4 separate regions of the Homo sapiens genome follow, and regions 1, 2 and 3 are each linked to region 4. The links are chromatin contacts, found by Hi-C or POLR2A ChIA-PET in ENCODE. All regions are on one chromosome and are shown on one strand. The core of a region is the stretch at or near the end of the contact, and the rest is flanking DNA. Distances in the headings are between cores, read along the strand shown. Region 1 has its middle 32 kb from the start of TRIB2. Region 2 has its middle 130 kb from the start of TRIB2. Region 3 overlaps MIR3681HG (MIR3681 host gene). Region 4 overlaps MIR3681HG (MIR3681 host gene).

Evidence for each region. Hi-C counts contacts between places; a loop is a spot of excess contacts on that map. ChIA-PET counts read pairs that join two places held with the same protein, here RNA polymerase II (POLR2A). Pooled maps may share reads with other maps.
Region 1: a map of prostate gland shows a loop between it and region 4 (2.1-fold over the local background). The contact joins two enhancer-like sites. A Hi-C loop is called at or near these places in 1 of 168 maps with a recorded cell type or tissue (prostate gland) and 1 of 50 pooled maps. POLR2A ChIA-PET finds 5 or more read pairs at or near these places in 5 of 52 experiments (A673, BJ, T-cell and 1 more).
Region 2: a map of CD14-positive monocyte shows a loop between it and region 4 (2.3-fold over the local background). The contact joins two enhancer-like sites. A Hi-C loop is called at or near these places in 1 of 168 maps with a recorded cell type or tissue (CD14-positive monocyte) and 7 of 50 pooled maps. POLR2A ChIA-PET finds 5 or more read pairs at or near these places in 1 of 52 experiments (AG04449).
Region 3: a loop to region 4 is called in a pooled map, with 2.2 times the contacts of the local background. The contact joins two enhancer-like sites. A Hi-C loop is called at or near these places in 1 of 168 maps with a recorded cell type or tissue (K562) and 5 of 50 pooled maps. POLR2A ChIA-PET finds 5 or more read pairs at or near these places in 1 of 52 experiments (activated T-cell).

What each region holds. Positions count from the first base shown.
Region 1 is chr2:12,682,343-12,686,942 of GRCh38, reverse strand. No RefSeq gene overlaps it. Among named protein-coding and RNA genes, the nearest start is that of TRIB2, 32 kb to the left of the region's middle. Within about 2 kb of position 2,327, at least 5 of the 41 ENCODE cell types and tissues checked have a DNase peak (open chromatin) inside an H3K27ac peak, as active enhancers do.
Region 2 is chr2:12,586,183-12,590,407 of GRCh38, reverse strand. No RefSeq gene overlaps it. Among named protein-coding and RNA genes, the nearest start is that of TRIB2, 130 kb to the left of the region's middle. Within about 2 kb of position 2,012, at least 8 of the 41 ENCODE cell types and tissues checked have a DNase peak (open chromatin) inside an H3K27ac peak, as active enhancers do; they include CD14-positive monocyte, where a contact is called at or near this core.
Region 3 is chr2:12,284,235-12,288,939 of GRCh38, reverse strand. All of the region lies in intron 3 of MIR3681HG (MIR3681 host gene), which reads right to left. Among named protein-coding and RNA genes, the nearest start is that of MIR3681, 87 kb to the right of the region's middle. Within about 2 kb of position 1,644, at least 4 of the 41 ENCODE cell types and tissues checked have a DNase peak (open chromatin) inside an H3K27ac peak, as active enhancers do.
Region 4 is chr2:12,453,413-12,458,114 of GRCh38, reverse strand. All of the region lies in intron 4 of MIR3681HG (MIR3681 host gene), which reads right to left. All of the region lies in intron 1 of LOC105373431 (a long non-coding RNA gene), which reads left to right. Among named protein-coding and RNA genes, the nearest start is that of MIR3681, 260 kb to the right of the region's middle. Within about 2 kb of position 1,679, at least 27 of the 41 ENCODE cell types and tissues checked have a DNase peak (open chromatin) inside an H3K27ac peak, as active enhancers do; they include CD14-positive monocyte, where a contact is called at or near this core.

The DNA of each region.
Region 1 (4,600 bases), core at 1,078-3,577, 230 kb before region 4:
ATTCAACAAACTGGCACATTCTACGTGCCAGTTGCCGGATGATACAGGTATGAGTAAGACCTAGCCACAGTTCTCAAGATTCTGGAGGGTTGGGGAGAGAGACCATAGATGTTCATCATCACAGACAAAACCATGTGAAAGCAAACCAAGAGGCTGAAGGAAGCCCTGACACTGGGCCCTGCCTTGGGGGTCAGTTCTGGATGGAGGATTTTTAAGAAGGGGGATCAGAGAAGGAGATTCGTGAACTAAGTGTTGAAAACAGGGTCCCAGGTGGTTAGGGAGAAGGAACAGCAGGAGCAACAGTCCCGATGCAGGAGAAAGCCTGTTGTGGGTGAGGGAGAATTAAGTAGGTCAACATATCTCAGTTTATTGCAGCACAGAAAAAAAAAAATTAGGATGATTACTAGCTGAGGACAGCAGCAGGCTACGATGGTTCACAAAGGGAGGTGGACTACTTGAAACAGACAATGGATACTCAATTGTTTTCAACAGGGAGGTTATCTTTATTTATTTTTATTCTATTGCTTTATTATTATTTGTTGTTATTATTTCAGAAAGAACCCTGGCCATATCAGAGGGTCATCCCCTCTTAATGAGAATGTGACTGGCCTATAGAATTAATAAAAAAAAAAAAACTGGATGGAAACTACCCCTCCATGTAGTGACTCAGCCCTCCTTGATGTGAAGGCCAGGTGATTTGGGATTCCAGGCAGGAATGAGGCCGTGAGGCAGCACAGAGCATGGAGGGCGGTGGGGGGATGGAGGCAGGCAGCTAAGCGGCTTTTGTAAGGGCCTGAGCCCCTGACTGCTAGGCAGGCACCATATGCTCAAGGAGGTTCATTGGTTTTCATCTGTTACCAGGGACTCCATTCACTGGTTCCCCACCCACGGGAGCACCCACTGGATGGTGCATGGCAGACACCCACAAGGAAGACAGCACTGGCCTCACTGTAGGGCCGTGTGGTCTAAGGCAGACATCCTTACCGGCTGCACGTGAGGGTCATCCAGAGAGCTCTTAAAGCAGTGATGACTGAGCCCCACTCTAGACCAATTAAAGTAGAATCCCACTGGAAGCCATCTGTCCTTCCTCCCTGAAGGGCCAGGTTGGAGAGGAGGGTGTGCTCAAGGCCCTTTGGGACAGGGAGATGATGTGGAGATGAAGGGGCTCTGCTGCAGGAGGTGGCATGTGAGGGGCCTGGGTAGAGACTGTGGTGACTGACACTTTAGCCACTGGCTGAACAAAGGGCTCTAGTGGAAAGGCGCTGCTGGCCTGGGTCTAACTCCTGGACCTGTCCTGGTGACTTAGGTTTTTGTTTAACATCTCCATTTTTGAGCATCTTCAAACATAAACTACCACAAACTGGAGGGCTTAAGCAACAGACACTATCATCTTGCAGTTCTAGAGGCCAGAAGTTCAAGATCAAGGGTTTATAGGGCTGATCCCTTCTGGAGGTATAAGGGAGACCCTGTTCCTAGCCTCTCCCCCAGCTCCTGGGGGATTGTGGGCCACATCTGGCGTTCCTTGGCTTGTAGACTCCTCACTCCAATCTGATCTCTCCATTCATCTTCACACAGCGTTCTCACTGTGCGCCTGGCTCTGTGGTCAAATTTCCCCTTTATGTAAGGACATCAGTTATGTTGGATCAGGGCCCACCCTAATGACCTCATTTTGATTTGATTACCTCTGTAAAGATTCTAGCTCCAAATAAGGTCACATTACAAGGAACTGGGGGTGAGAACTTCAACATATGAATTTTGGGGGGGTGGGACCAAAATAAAAACCAATATTATTTCTACCCATTTTTTGCCATTAGGTGATAGAGTCTGCATAATATTATCTTATTAATCCTCCCCCAAACACTGTGTAATGTAGAGTATTAATCTTATTTTAGAAATGAAGAAACAAAGCTGCAAAGAAATGCAGTATCTGGCCTGGGATCACAAACAGAAAGCCGATGGTAGAGGCTTTTCGAAGGCAGGTTTGCCTATGTGTGATCCATTATGTTCCCATAGGATGGAGCAAGTCTGATTGAGCCCCACAAGCCCTTTCAGGCTTCTGAGGTCTGTATTTTTCTGTATGGGAAAGAATCAAGGCTGATTTGGCATTGCCATTGTCAAGAAGATGCAACTCGGCAGGACTCATGGAAAGGTATGCACGTATTGAATCAGTAACAGGATCCTGAAGTGCCAGCTGTCTTTCTTTATTCATAGCTTTTCATAGCTGGAGGTATAGTGCAGGAGGAGGAGGAGGAGGTAAGAGGAGGACAGGAGATTGTGTAATTCTTACAGGAAGAAAGCCAAAAGAAAAGGAAAAATGCAAGCCGTGTCGGCACACAGGCGACTGTACAGAAATAAGATGAGTGTTCAGCTGTGTCCTGAAATGGTCATGGAGCACTGGGCTAGAGGAAATGTTGCCTTTTGCAGTTTTGCTGGAGGCATAATCTAGACTTCATAAATTATCAGCCAGTCTGCTCTGCTCAGCTCAGCTTTGTTCAGAAAACATGTACTGAGAAGCTGTTTTAAGCTCCACATTCACATAGACCATGCTTTGCAGAAGCTCGGAGTCCATAGGGGCTGCAGACCCACAAAGGGATCACCATGGTACAATGTGCAGAAAAAAGCAGAGGCAAGTAAGGCAAAGCTGAGGGGAGGCTACCAAGCAAGCCTGGGCTGGGGGAGGAATCAAGGAGGACTTCTTGAAGGAGGTGATGGCTGAATCTTCAGAGATGAGCAGGCAGTAGCAGGGTAGAGGTGAGAAAGGCAATGGTACTAACAAAGGCACTCATGTGGAATAGCATGTGTGGTGACCAGTGTGCATGGGTATTTTAATTTGGGCTAAATGTGCCTCTTGTGATGAGATGAATAATGCCAAGCTTCTTTTGCAGGCTGAAGTCGGCACACCTGCCTAGCCTCCTTCATTAGCATCTCATGGGGACTGGAATATATGGTTCCTTCACCATTGTAATTGTGCCTTGGCTCAGTAAGCTTTCAGTTGCCAAAAAAATACTTAGCGGAATATGAATCAGAAAAATCAAAGCACTTTAAGAAAAGGATTAATTATTAACAGCGTTATCTATTAAAGCTTAGCACTTAGAAAAGAGCTACAAATTGGTTCTGAATATGGCAGTGTAGAGATTCTGGACATACTTATATGGGTCTTGTGCCATAACATCTTGCAAAGTGTTTAGCTGACCCAGGTAATTCAAGAAGAAGTTCATATAACCCCTGCTATTAAAATTCTTCCATTACTTTCTTTGAGAACACCCAAAGATTAGCCAAACATTAGGGAACATATCCTGCTGTGGCAAAGCTTTGTGTACTGTGTCTTCCTGCTGATCAAGTGATGCTTCGTTTGTAAAAGTAACAAGGGGCAGAAATTCAGAAAAAGAGATTTTGTTCATATAAATAACCTCCCTTCCACTGCGTTATGCTAACAGACGTATCACATGAAACAATCATATCACAGAGATACATTTTTCCTTGCAACAAAAACCTGTTTTCTTTGTAATGTTAATCCTAATGTGGTTTTTAGAAGAAAATTAAATATTGATGAACTTGTGGATAGTACTGTGTCTTAATTCATTATAGTACTGTTAAAGAAACCGATGATTATTCTTTCAGAAATACTTTTATGCCTGTAAACACTTTGACTTCTATTCAAACAAAAGTTCTTATTGTTAAATTATCCATCTGAAGTGGAACCCATTTTTAAAGGGAGGTGTTTTAAAAATGGAATCCTTCTTTGTACTCTTTTTAGTTTTATAATGCATGGATTTCTATTGTTTAAAATTATGCTTGTGTGTCATTCAAGAAAATCAGGAGCCTCTTTAAGTATTTAGAACAGGAGGAATTTAATCCAATGAATTAGCTTCAGTGGTGATAGAAGATCAGAAAAACCAAACAGAGTAGGACAAAGCAACTCAGAGATTAGCACAAAAAAAAAAAAATAGGGAGCCAGGTCCATCCCAAACTGAACAGCAAAGGGACAAGGCTGTGCTTTCCAGGTCAAGGGGCAGGGGTTGGAAAGGCTGAAGGGAAGAGGGAAAAGGAAAACAACCCAGACTTTTTCTTTCTTGCCCTTTCCTAGCTCTCCTCCAAGACACTATGGCCAACTGAAGCCCAAAGCCAGCTGAGAGGGGAGTCTGGGAACTGCAGGGTGCATCATCAACCCAGTGAAATGCAGACCAGAGCAGAGGAAGGCCAGGATCTGCACAGCTCATTCGCTTTTTATGGACTTACTTTCCAAGGAAGAAGGTGTGAAACTGTATAACCCCATCTCTGATAAAGATTGATGAAGGGAGAGAGAGGAGGAGAGAGGCAAGTGTTCCAGGCAGAGAAATAGAGACACGACCCTGAACTGGAGCATTGACTTCCTTCTCTCCCTTTCTCCTTCCTTCCCTCCCTTCCCCTCTTCCCCACTCCAGTTCTTCCTCCCTTCTGTCCTACATTCCTCCCTTCCTGTCTTTTTCTCTACACCCTGGAGTCTGGAGTCTGTGTGATGTGTTTCTGTTGTTGTTATTTTCTTCTGACTCTTCCGGTTTTCCTCCATGCCTTCCTTAAATTACTCCCAGGCCCTGCCTCGTGTCTTATGGGTCCCTCC
Region 2 (4,225 bases), core at 763-3,262, 130 kb before region 4:
AGACAGGCCCTTGTTTGTAATTAGGAGACTCTGTGGACCTTGTTTTCTTCTCCAGTCTCTCTTAAACATGGTGAGAGCTGTGGCTTCCATGGGGTGAGTAGTTGCCCACCTCTCCACCTCCCTCTCCTCAGCCAGCTGATTTCCAGCCCTGGGATCTGGGGTACAGGAAGATCAGGTTTACATCCTAATCCTAGGAAACTTCGCCTCAGCTCACTCGGTTCATTTCAACCAAAAGGTGAAAGGAAACTGAGAGTTAGCTGATGCCAAAAAAGGCAATCAGACCAACACAAGCCAGAACCGAATTATGTCACTCTGGGCTTTCTGCACCGTTGCCACCATTAACACCTGGAAGGCCTTTGATTGTCACATTAGCAAAACATGCCATAAAGCATGAGCTTCCCTTCTTCCCACAGAAACCCTGGCCCCTTTGCAAGGGGGGGAGGTGGGGCAGTGTCACAAAGGTGGCTTTCAGCCCTAGAAGGCTTTCTTGATTAGGCCTCTGAGGGGAGACTTCCACGAAGTCTTCTCACAGGAATTTGCAGCCAGTTACAGCACTGATTTCCAGCAGCTTCTAGATGAAGGACTCTTGGAACCTCTGAGCCCAGAAGGACAGTGGAGATTGGTTGCTCAAATCACCTTATTTTATAGAGATGAAAATTGATGTCTCAGGTGAAAAATTTAATTTTCAACATGAATTTTTCTGACCACCGTGTGTCAAATAGGATGCAAAATGTTGAGGATACAATGATCTCTAACTTCATCTCATTCAGAAGTGGAGACTGTCTATCACGTGCAAGATGCAGGGAACGTTTACTAACTACCACCGAATACAGCAGAGCTGTGAATATAACGACAGCCACAGGTTCCTTGTCAGGAAGTGCAAAATAGGATCACACACACACACACACACACACACAATGTCTCTACAAATAACTAAGGTAGCCAAATAATAAAATATCTACCTTTCAAAATAGCTACACATTTAACATTCAATCATGTGTAAAGTATGTTAATTTTTCTCTGCTCATTTCCTGATGCAAGTTTATTTGAACTCATCCTGTCTCCTCAGTATCATGTCTTCCTTGTCAATCAAAGCGCTCTTTGAGTCACCTAGTGCGCCTAATCTTTATTTAGGTTTGAGAGGCAGATCTTCTTGAATCTTTATAAAAGGTTGTCACTGGAAGTTTTTTCCCAAGTCACAAGTTTCTATTTACTATTCATGATCTTTGCAACATACATCTCTTACCCAATTGCGTTCCTAAAGTGGTTTTGATATCCTTGTTTGTGACAACGTGCAAGAAATGAACTTGGGAGGTCATCACCAACTCCCAATCCCCAGAGAAATAATTACACCTAAATTACATTTCTTTGCCCCCTTTGTTAATAATCCCGTTAAGAGACTTCTATGGAGATCCAATACCAATGTTTACTGAGGTTGCTTCATGTTAATGTCTCTTCTCCAAATACTAATCTGATTTGAAAAGTAAAATATTTGGGAAAGTCCTCTATAGTAGATTTTATATAGAACTAGATATGTTGCAATTCCTTATTCTCAAAATGATGTGTAGTTTTGGGGAAGACAGTTTTCCTTTTAATCTGACCTTTATGGCATAAGTGGAAGGGTAATACAGTAGTCCCTCCATTTCCGTGGGGAATATGTTCTATGGAATATGTTCTAAGACCCCCACTGGATGCCTGAAACTGCAAATGGTACTGAACCCTATACATACTACACTTTTTTCTGTACATACATACCTATGATAAAGTTTAGCTCATAAATTAGGCACAGTAAGAGATTAACAACAATAATAAAATAGAACCTTGATCACAATATGCCAGTTTCACTATTGTTGCACTCTGAGGCCATTATTAAGCGAAACAAGGTTTCCTGCACACAAGTACTGCAATACCAGGACAGTGATTCTGAGAGCTGGGATGGCTACTGAGTGACTCACAGGCCGGGAGCATACGCAGTGTGGATACATTGGACAGAGGGATGAATCAAGTGCTGGGCAGGAGAGAGCAAGGCAGCACAAGGTTTCATCATGCTACTCACAATGGCACACAATTTACAACATGATTTCTTTCTGAGATTTTCCATTTAATGTTTCCAGACTGCAGTTAACCATAGGTAACTGAAAAGTGAAACTGGAAAGTGAAACTGTGGTTAAGGAGGAAGGAGGAAGTACTGTGTGGAAGAGAGTGTGAATGACTTTTTCTAGAAGAAAGGGGATGAGTTAAGAAACTTTCCAAGGAGGAAGTGATACTAGAGGGTGAGTTAGAAGGACCATAGGTCATGGTGTTAAGCAAGTGAAGTTGGAAGCACCCCTCATATAAAGGTACTATGGGGAAATGTTAAGAACCATGGAATATCTGAGATTTTCTTTTCTTTGCAACCAGGCAAGTTAGCTATTGCAGGTTCATGAGTGCCGGCAGAAGAAATGAGACTCCTGGACCAGAGACAAAGGACCATTGTTTACAACACAGACAGCAGCATAAACTTCATGGTTGCATTGGTTCGCCTTGTTCCAACTTCTAATGGAGGCAACACAAAAGTGGACTCAGGTGAATGCTGCATGCACAGGTGTGCATCACAAATGAGGAACTCCAATCTCATGAACTCAAATCTTTTATACTAGATTGCAAGCAAACTTGTGGGAATTTTTTCCCAGAAGGAAGACATTATCTTTCTTTTACCTGGCACTTAACAAACTTACCCTCTACTCTGGAGGATGATGCTATCTATATCTTCCAAGGCTTCTTGCTATACAAACATCCTTGAAAATATAGTTATCTTTTAGTGCTTCTGCTTGCAATACCTTCAGAAATGGGAAAACCCAATGGAGAATTGACTCCCAATAGGAAAAGCAAATATACTTGAAATGACTTACTTGAGGTCACAAAGCCAACCAGGTCTACTCACAGGCTACACAGTGCACATACACTCTACTCCCGGCCTTTCCTGCTGACATCATTCTTCTGTGGGATGATTGGGTCCTCTAGATAGCATGCAAGCCCGAGGAGGCACACAATGAGGGAAGAGCCCATGCAGCAGGCAGACTTCTAAAGTGACCCCCAATGGCCCACATCCTTGTACAATACTTACCCCTTGAGTGTAGGAGCAATAGGAAGGGTATCTCTTCTGTAACTAGATCAGTTATACATCAAAGGTGAAAAGATTTTGAAAATGTAATTAAGGGCCCTAATTAATTGACTTTGAGGTAGTCTAAGAGAGATTATCCTGAGTGAGTCTGATATAATCAGGCGAGCCATTTAAAACAGGTGCCTTGTTGTGGAAAGAGCCACATGACAGAGAATGACAGGTGTCTTCTAGAACCTCAGGAGTTCTGTCTCACAACTACAAGGAGTTGAATTCTGCAAACTAACAGTGAGCTTGGAAGAAAATGCCAAGCCTCAGATGAGTTCACAGTCCTAGTAGACACCTTGATTGTCTGAGCAGAGAACCTAGTTACGCTGTACCTGGACTTCTGACTCACGGAAGCTGTAAGATAAGAAATCTGTGTTGTTTTAAGTTACCAAATCTGTGTACATTTGTTATATACAACTAATGCACCCCAAGACTGACTTCTAGTTGTTGTATATTTCTTAACTATGCTTCTATAAGATAGCAGAATGAAGACACACGTATTTATTGAGCACTATTACTTGTTTTTATTCATCTTTCTTAAATATGTGCATAGCTCATATTAATTTCAATGTTTAATATTAGAAGTGTTTTGCTCTTTATTTAGAAGTTTGATGATGTTTTTGTGATTAGAAATATGCTGCAGGAACTTAAGTCCTATTTATATCAATTAGCCTGTGGTAAAGTTGGTTTCATTATACATCATTTAGCTTGAAGTCCAGTTTTCAAGAACCTACTAGATCTGACTTTTAGAACTATATTAATATTTTGCATACGCAAATATAATTAATAAGAACGGAAGAAAAAAACTCCACATGGAATGCGAACAGAAACAAAGTAACCAAACTGCATTTCAAGTTAATAACACAACCGCACTAAAGGAAAAAAGAAAAAAAGAAATGTCACTTTTGAGAACATGTTTCTCTAGTTAATAAGTCCTCTGCATTAGAAGTTGGCAAATCTTCTTTCTAAAGGGTCAAATAGTTAATATTTCTAGCTCTGTGAGCTATATGATCTCTATTCCAAATATTCCGCCTTTGGATCCAGAAATCAGCTATAGATAATATGTAAATGGATGGG
Region 3 (4,705 bases), core at 395-2,894, 170 kb after region 4:
GAAGACCCCATTCTGTCTTGACTCCATCTTTTAATATGCCTGAACTTTCTGAACTGAAGATTTCTGGGGAAAGACAGGTCATCAATGACTGTTCCATCCAATCTCTTAAAAGCCCTGTGAAGTAGGATGTTTTTAAAAATCCTCTGTTTTCCAGGTTAGGAACTGAGGCTTCATTAGGGAAGCCATTTTCCTGAGCTTGCACAGAGAGGGGCTTAAACAGAGCTGACATATGAACCTGAACTTCTGAAGCCAAATTCTTGGTCCCGCTCCTGCATCAAGATGCCCTAAAACGATGTTGGGAAACAAAATGAAACGTGTTCAGAAAATGATCTGAATTTATCCAGCACTGGACAAATATCCATAACTGTTATTGTCCCCCAGTATCTTGTTTGCTACTGATATGAATTCTGCCTAGCATGGTTAATTTATAAGCAAATACACATGCTCTGATTCAAGGAGGGTATTCAAGTAAGCCCTCCTTCCCTCCAACATTAACCTTGAAAAACCAATGTAAACAGGATGACAAGTTTATTGTCCTGACACTGAGCTTCCATTCAAGGCACGGAACTGGGGAGGGGAGCCACCCTTTAAACTTTCTCAGCAGTTTAAGTTTAGGATCTTTGTCTGTTCATAGTTGATGGGGGAGAGAAAAGAGAATCTATGGTCTCAAGGCGTTTGTGGTGGGGGCTGCCACCAGAGATGAGAAAGGATAAGAATGTGTTCTTGGAAGGCTGAGATGAGGTCACCTTCATCAGATAAGCATACTCCCCCAGTCTATGGCCATGTGAGAAGAGGGTCTTTGTTAAGCTTCTTCCCCAGCAACACTTTCTGGATTTATTGATTATCTCCAGCAACCCATTGTTCAATCTATCTGATCCAGACTTGGTAAGCTTTATCCCAAGGGCTAAAAATAAAGGTATAGTCAATTGACTTGAAAGAGAATAGGAAATTGATTTCTTAGAGAAGCATTTCATAAATAGTAATGGGTAACATTTATCAAATGTGTACTTTACTTAAGCCAGGCATTATCTCATTTAATCATTTCTTCTTTTAATCTTTCCAACAGCCTTTTACTAGGTCAAGACTATTGTTATGTGCATTTTATAGCTAATAAAGCAAAAGCCCACAACTTTCTCAAGGTCAAGACTCAAACTCAGGGTTGCCTAATTCAGGGCTGTCTATGCTGTTTATGTCAAGTGTTAGTTGGTGATTACCCAAAAACAAATTCTCATTTGGGTAGGTTAGTGGCTTCCTGGGTTTCGAAAAGACTCCTCTCCCAGGGGTGTGAGGGTGTGGAGCAGCCGGTGCTTGCCTTGCCAGCCTGGAGCTGTGAGCCAGACACCTTCCCAGTCCTCTACCCCAGCTGAGTGACTCTGAAATTTATGTCCTGGGCTCAGTTTGTTTGTTTTCTATGAGGAATGACATGGAAATTGGCTGTAGAACTGAATCATGTCAAAAGTTAAAGAAAGCCGAATGGCTTCAAGCACAAACTTTTGATGGTTTACAAATGGGGAATAAATAGTGAAAGTGAAGAAAAGGGAATACAGAAAAAAAAACCCTTCTGTAATTGGCAGAGACATATAACAGATGAGTAACAGGAAACGCCGGAAGGTAAGGTTCAATGCTTAAAAAGGGAGTATCTCAGGAAAGATCTTTATCATAGAGAACTTTATCATAGTGCTTCCTTTCATTTTGGGTTATGAAAGCTAAAATAAGTAGCCTTGTTTCAAGAAAACAGTTTTCCTAAAGGGCAAAGAACAAATGTATTAATGTATACTTAGTGGCTTTGGCAAGTGATTTAAAGGGAAAGTCCTACTCCTTCCAGATTGATGGCCTGCACCTACATACCCATTGGTGGCATCAGCATAAACATTTGACTGCGTCGAGGGTCCAATTTTGATTTCTTGGAGCATCAATTTTCTAACTTAAAATTGGGGCAATAGTCTTATATGACTGTTGTGCTATAGGAAATAAAATAATGATATAGGAGTTAAAAAGAAATTATTCAGGCAGATAGTGAGAATAAGGAAGTCCTCAGTAAGGTTTTCCTTTTAATAAAAAGCAGCCCTAAAATCACTTTTTTTCTAACACAAAGCAGCCTGTAAGATCAAGCTAAAGACATAGATAAGCAAGTTGGAAGCCTGCGTGAGTGAATGCCAGCAGCCATGCCAATAGGAAAAGGCTACACAGGGGTTAGGCATGTTCAACAGGGCAGCTTCATTTTCCCTTTTCTTTGTCAACCACATATGCAGTGAGGAGCAGACAACATGGAGCAGGCCAGGTGGAAAATCCATTCGCATAATAAAAGATTAGGGTGGCATAGCCAGCTTCTTTGCAAACTATGTAAACGTCACACTTGGTCCAACCAATCTTTGGGCCCTATGTAAATCAGACATCACCTTCTCAAGCCAGCCTATAAAACCTCCTGCACTTCACCACAGACCGGAAGACCCACTTGGGCTCCCCATTTTCTCTGCAGGAGAGAGAGCTACTCTCTGTTCTCTTTCTTTTATCTATTAAACCTCCAGTCTTAAACTCACTACTTGTGTGTCCACATCCTTGATTTTCTTAGTGTGAGACAACGAACCTCTGGTACTTAACCCAGACAAAGACGGCACTTCAATAATATATGGGAAAAAACAACTGTAACAAATGCTTATAATAAGCTTTATATAATATAAAGAATTGGTTGCAACAAAATCCCTCTCTTTCTCTTTGACCCCTGAATCAGATACAGCTTCAAGTCCAGAGCACAGTTTCACAGTTAGCTATTGATGTGATTTAACTTTTTCAGAGACTATATCTTAAATATTTTAGATTGTCAACCTGCTGTACAGATAGTAGTCCAGGTAATCCTAGGTAAATAGTATTTGCTGAAAGATTTTTGACTGGTCCTATGGAGAACAAAGAGCCTGAGCCAAGGAAGGTGGGCATCCCTCTTAACATTTTTCCTTAGGAAAAAAAAAAAAAAATCTCGAAGCATGGGTCTCCTAATAAAAGCTGCAATTCATACATTATGCTTGAGGCCAAATATGTAACTTGTGATGCCCAGAGTGAAATGTTATCACAGGTTCCTCAGTTTAAAAAGCAAGATAAAAGAAGATCAGGTAAACGCAATAAAATACAAAACTTTTTTCTCTAAGAAATAGTTTGTTAATTATAAAACATGATGGGGTAAAAGAAGTACATGATTAATGCTATAAACTTAAAAATTATAAAAAATAATATTTCAGTGTCACGATTTTATTTAATACAATAAATAATACTGATTAATGTGATGTCTTCCTTGATCATAACATTTTTATGTCTTGCTTTTCTGCAAATTAGGACATCAGAATTTATACTTTTTGTAACTTCATTTTCAATCTGTATAATTAAAAGTGACATCAGTCACTCTTGAAAAATGCAAGATCACAAATAATTTTTGATAGTTTTTAATTTTCAGAATAATCTTTCTGCTGATGGAACTGTTCTTGAAACTATTAAGAGTATGCTTAGGTTATGACAATTCTGATATATTTTTTGAAAATATAAATTGTACATCTGGAGTTGATGATTCTTAGAGAACATTTTTTCTAAAAAGATTTAACTCTTTATACAATTAGTTTCAGGAAAGTCTGAAATTAACTTAAAATATAAGGTTATGCAATGGTACTTCCTACAACTTGTGGTGATCATACAAGAAACTTAAAGTGACTTTATGATTTGTAGGTGATTCAAAATATCTGTTCATCCATTTTATCATTGTAGCTACAATCACAATGAAAATTCATTTTAAAATTGTCTTCCTCATCAATTCCTGGTTCATCGGAAGCTTTATTTGAAAATAGTGTTTTTCTCAAGTAAATATAGTAATCTTTGCATTTAACCTCTATTTCTAGACCAGTAGGTATTTGCTTTGCTATGTTAAGCAATTTTCAAAAGCATAGATTCTAAACTCTCTGAAGAATTTTAATAGCTGTCTTATATGTTTTTATTACAATGTCCATGTGTACTTTTTTTTAACTGAGGTAAAATTCACATCCCCTATAATTAATCATTTGACATTATACAATTCAGTGGTATTTGACACATTCACAATGTTGTAAAACCACTACCTCTCTCTGGTTTCAAAACCTTTGATTACCACAGAAAAACACTCCATAACTATTAAGCAATCATTCTTCATTCCCTGCTGTTCTACCCTGGAAACCATCAATCTACTTTCTTTATCAAGTTTCCTATTCTGGATAACCCATATAAAAGGAGTCATACAATGTGTAACATTTTGTGGTCTGGCCTCTTTCACTTAGCATAATGTTTTTGAGGTTTATCCAAGTTGTAGCATGAATCAGCACTCCATACCTTTTTAGGATCGATTAGTTGTATATAGATACCACAATTTGTTTCTCCTTTTATTCAGTGATGGACATTTGCGTTATTTCTACCTTGTGAATACAACTGTTATAAGCACTTGTGGAAAAGTTTTTTGATATTGTTTAAATACCTGTTATCCAGTCTCTAGGGTACATACTTAGGGGTAGAATGGCTGATCATACAATAATTCTAAGTTTAAATTTCGAAGAACCACCAAATTGTTTTCCACAGTAACTGCACCATTTTACATTCCCACCAGCAAAGAACAAGGATTCCAATTTCTCCACATCCCTGTCAACACTTGTTATTTTCCTTTCTTTCTTTTTTTTAATACTCATGCTAGTGGACG
Region 4 (4,702 bases), core at 430-2,929:
CACATCTTGTGAAAAATGTGTCATTTGCATGGCATTTTCCCTTTGAGAATATGTGTGTGCACTTTCTGTGCCAAAGACAGTAGAAAGTGTAACAGAGCATGTGCTGGGTGAGGGAATGAGCTGCGGCTGAGCAATGCACTTCAACTGCTTGTGGAAACTCTCGACTGGGGATTGTCTGTTTCTTCCCTTTAGATCAACAAAGAAGTATCCAGTTTACTCAAAGTACCAGTGTTGAATCTGTGCAAAACATTGAGTCCTTTGTCTGATTCAAAACCCACATCTCTTGTATTAAGCATGTAATTATGCACCATAATAATGTCTCACGTTTTCCCAAGATTTTATATTTAACCAATTTCATGTCAATTATATCACTGAACACTAATTCCCTTTCCCCATCCTGTCCCATTCTCTTGCACTGCCAACTCTTCCCTCAGAACACATACTCAAGAAGCATGGAATGTTGACCATGTTTGGAGGTTGAGGAAACGGACATTTGCAGAGGGTGAATGATGCCCCAAAGTTAGAGAAACACCAACTAGAGAAGCAACTGTGTAAACAGACTATGAGCTGATGGTTTTGTTTTTAGGGACACAGCTCAAATTCCCTAGGACTGTGCTTTGCTTATAGTACACCATTAGATGGAAGCCCAGCTCTTGCACAGTGATTTCTGGCACCTCTGAGTGTAGAAGTATTTCTCCTTCTTCAATCTCCCTCCATACCTGCCTCCCCAGGCTCCATAAACTTCTCCCTTATGATGCCCTGCCATCTGCTATTTCCAGAATCCACTCACAGATGTGCCTCTTCTACCAATAAACTGTGAGCATGTGAAGGGCAGTGCCCATGGCTGACTCTTCCCTGTATCTGTTGACCCCACCCCAAGTATTAATGTAGGTCCTGGGGCGGAATGATGTTTGATAAGTGAGCATGAAACAGGACCCATTACGGCGAGCAGTTTAAGATGAGGAAAATTAAGAGTTGGAAGGGAACTAATATGTATTGATCCCCTATGCATGCCAGGCTATAGCCTCAGTCCTTTACAGTTATTCTCCACTAATTTCTGACTTCCTATTACCATCCTCATCATAAAGAGGAAGAAAATCCCACTCAGCGAGATTAAGTCATTTGCCAGTCATCAGGATTTGCATCCAGATTGGGCAATTCCCTAATCGGTACTCTTTGTACTAAAAGACAACCCCAGGTGAATTGGCAGGATCCAAAGACTAATCCTATTTATATTCATCACAGGAGCATAATGTACCAAATACCTGAGAAGAAACAGGATAGGAAATTTTCTGTGTGTATTTTATCTGTGCAGGGAGCATTGGGGTCTATTTTCATTGGCTTTATCCCCCTTTTTTTTACTTAAAACTAATAACAACTGAATATTTTCCACTGGCGTATAAATGGATGTCTCAATTGCAAAGGTGCCGACAGCTCAGTCTTACTTAACTTTCAGTTTAGGTATCCACCCTGCATTGCACAATCATCAAATGAGATATGATGCAATTTTTTTTAAACAGACTTTGCAAAACAAGTATTGAGTAACCAGAATCTCTTTTTCCTTGTATGTGCCTAGCAACCTTGCAGGTCTGTTTGACAGGAAAAATTTGCCCTTGGACAGCAATTCAGAAAGATACTTAAAGGCTGAGAAAAGCATGAGGCTCTGGAGTGTCGCAATCAGTGGGTCAGGCTGATTAACCAAAAAGGAAGTGCTTGGGCTCCCCCGTTGCTCCGCCCCTCTCTGTGTAAGGCAGCAGGGTCAGAGAGAGAAGCCAAATTTATCTGACACATTCCTCTGTTTACTTTGTGGACTGTAGAGCTTGGTGAAAAGCTTTCTCAGATATATATATTATATATAATATATATTATATATATTATATATTATATATATATTATATATATATTATATATATTATATATATTATATATATTATATATTATATATATAATATATATATATTATATTATATATATTATATAATATATAATATATTATATATTATATAATATATTATATATATTATATATTATATAATATATATATACACACACACGTACATATATGTATGTGTATATATAGTATATATGTATATATATAGTATATATGTATGTGTATATATAGTATATATATATGTATGTATATATATAGTATATATATTATTGTTAAAAGAATGATGCAACATTGCAGAAATTTTTGAAAAGTGAAAAATTAATCATGCATCATTTCATCACCCCAACAAATGTGTTTTCGGTTTTATTTATTTCCTTCCAGGCGTCCTCCTCATTCATACATATTTTACACACTGGGACAGAATCCAGGAAACACCATCTGCTGAGCACTATTTGGTCAGAAACTGGACTCAATGATTTAGATTTTTAATCAAATTTATTTCTGACAAAATTCCTCCAAGGTCAAAAGATTGTCTCCATTTTACAGATTAAAATGCAACCACTACCTAAGAAAATATTAGTACCTGCCTGAAGTTCCCGGGTCAAGTCATGAATCTGGGATTCAAATACAGTTTTGTTTGCCCACAGAACCAGTGGTTTATTCTACATCGTCACTCAGCTTTATATTTTTCTTATTTACCATTATATATAAGTATGTTATTTTATGATACTCATCTATATTAATATGTTAATATATGTAATCTAAGTACTAATGATGTGTCACCATTTACTCTACAATATTAAGTTTTGGAGCAGATATTAATCTCAGCCTGCAAAAAATCAATTTTGCAAGAATGTAATTGTATTTTCTGTACATGGGCAATATTCATTTCAAACCTCTGTTTTGCTACATGGTAGAAACTTAATCTCATCAATTGGGGACTTACACTCCTGAAACCTGTAAAATTCCAGAGATTGTTTTTGTGTTCCATGTTCTTAATTAGTGCCATGCTTGGGTAAAAAGCCACGCATGTGGCTTTTATGTTTACCTCTCTCCATTGTAACATCCCCTGGGATGGCCTGATACCCTTCCAACTCCTAGTTATCGGTCCTTAAATGCCACTGCGCATCCTCCTTTGCCCGACTGCAAAGCCTGTGCACTTCCGGCTTAAAGTAGCCACTCCTAGGCCTCTCTTCAGAGCAAGAAACAGGAGTAGCAGGACTGAGTGAATTGGTTTTCCACGCCTTCATGGCTCTGGCTTTCCATGGTCTTGCTTTCTCATTAGTTGGATTCCTATTTACAATGGATCTGCTGCATTTCCAAAGAAGACTCTCAGCCACATGCTACAAAGTTATCAGCAGCGGCTGTGATGATTGGGATGAAACGTGGGATGTGTCAAGGCAAGAGAGGACACTCAAGTGGTGGCTCACACCTGTAATCCCAGCACTTTGGGAGGCCGAGGCAGGCGCATCACGAGGTCAGGAGATCGAGACCATCCTGGCTAACCCAGTGAAACCCCGTCTCTACTAAAAATACAAAAAAAAAAAAAAATTAGCCAGGCGTGGTAGCGGGCGCCTGTAGTATGAGCTACTTGGGAGGCTGAAACAGGAGAATGGCGTGAACCCGGGAGGTGGAGCTTGCAGTGAGCTGAGATCACGCCACTGCACTCCAGCCTGGGCAACAGAGCGGGACTCCGTCTCAAAAAAAATAAAATAAAATAAAATAAAAAAGAAAAGAAAAAAAAAGAAGTGTAGCCTCCTTACAGATGACCAGTGAGTGGATGCATTTTATTAGTTCTCTGGAGAAACAGAAACTATAGGATGAAGATGTAGATATATAAAAATGAGATTTATTTTAAGAAATGGCTCTGATGATTGTGGGGGCTTGGAGAGTCCAAAATTTGATAGGGGAAGCTGGCAGGCTGAAAACGGGAAAGAGTTTCAGTTTGAGTCCAAAGACAGTCTTCCAGAGAATTCCTTCTTGCTGGGAGAAGGGAAAGTCAGTCTTATCAGTCTTACATTCTATTCAGTCCTTCAGTTGGTTGGTTGAGGCCCACTTATAAATGTGGAGCACCATGAGCTTTACTCAAAGTCCAGCATTTTAAATCTCACCGAAAACACCCTCACAGAAACATCCAGAATAATGTTCTATGACATATCTGGGCACTGTGACCCAGACAAGTTGACACATAAAATTAACCATTACAGCATCCCTTGCATGAGCTGGCACCATAAACATAAACAGCAAAAAGGGGATACCTCCCCGAGGCCCCCCCGCCGGGACACCTCCCCGAGGCTCCCCCGCCGGGACACCTCCCCGAGGCTTCTCTGCCGGGATAACTCTCCGAGGCCTCTCTGCTGATTATTCTAATCCACCTTCTCAACTTTTTAGGATTACTCCAAGAAAGGGCATTTTCTTTAATTAAAAAAAAGCAAAGCGATAAACAAAAAAAAAATCCTGTATTTACAGCACATTATTTAATTCATTTGAGAAATATTAACAGTTCCAGGCACTATTCATCTCTATAGATTCACAGGTGAATAAAATCCTATTATTTTTGTCTTAAGGAATTGACTTAACGCAAAGATAGAAAACTAAACAAGAAACAAGAAACACTACAATAATTGCTTAAACTGCAATAATCAAAGGTACTAAGGGACTTTTCCATTTTGGTCTTTCATTAATTTTCCTTTACTGGTTTTCAAGTTAATGTTATGCCACCAGCTGCCCCCAGACAGCCCTAAGAAATGTGCCACTGTGTCGGTGGTGGGGACACCATGGAAGGTGACATGCACAGCTTCACATGGTGGC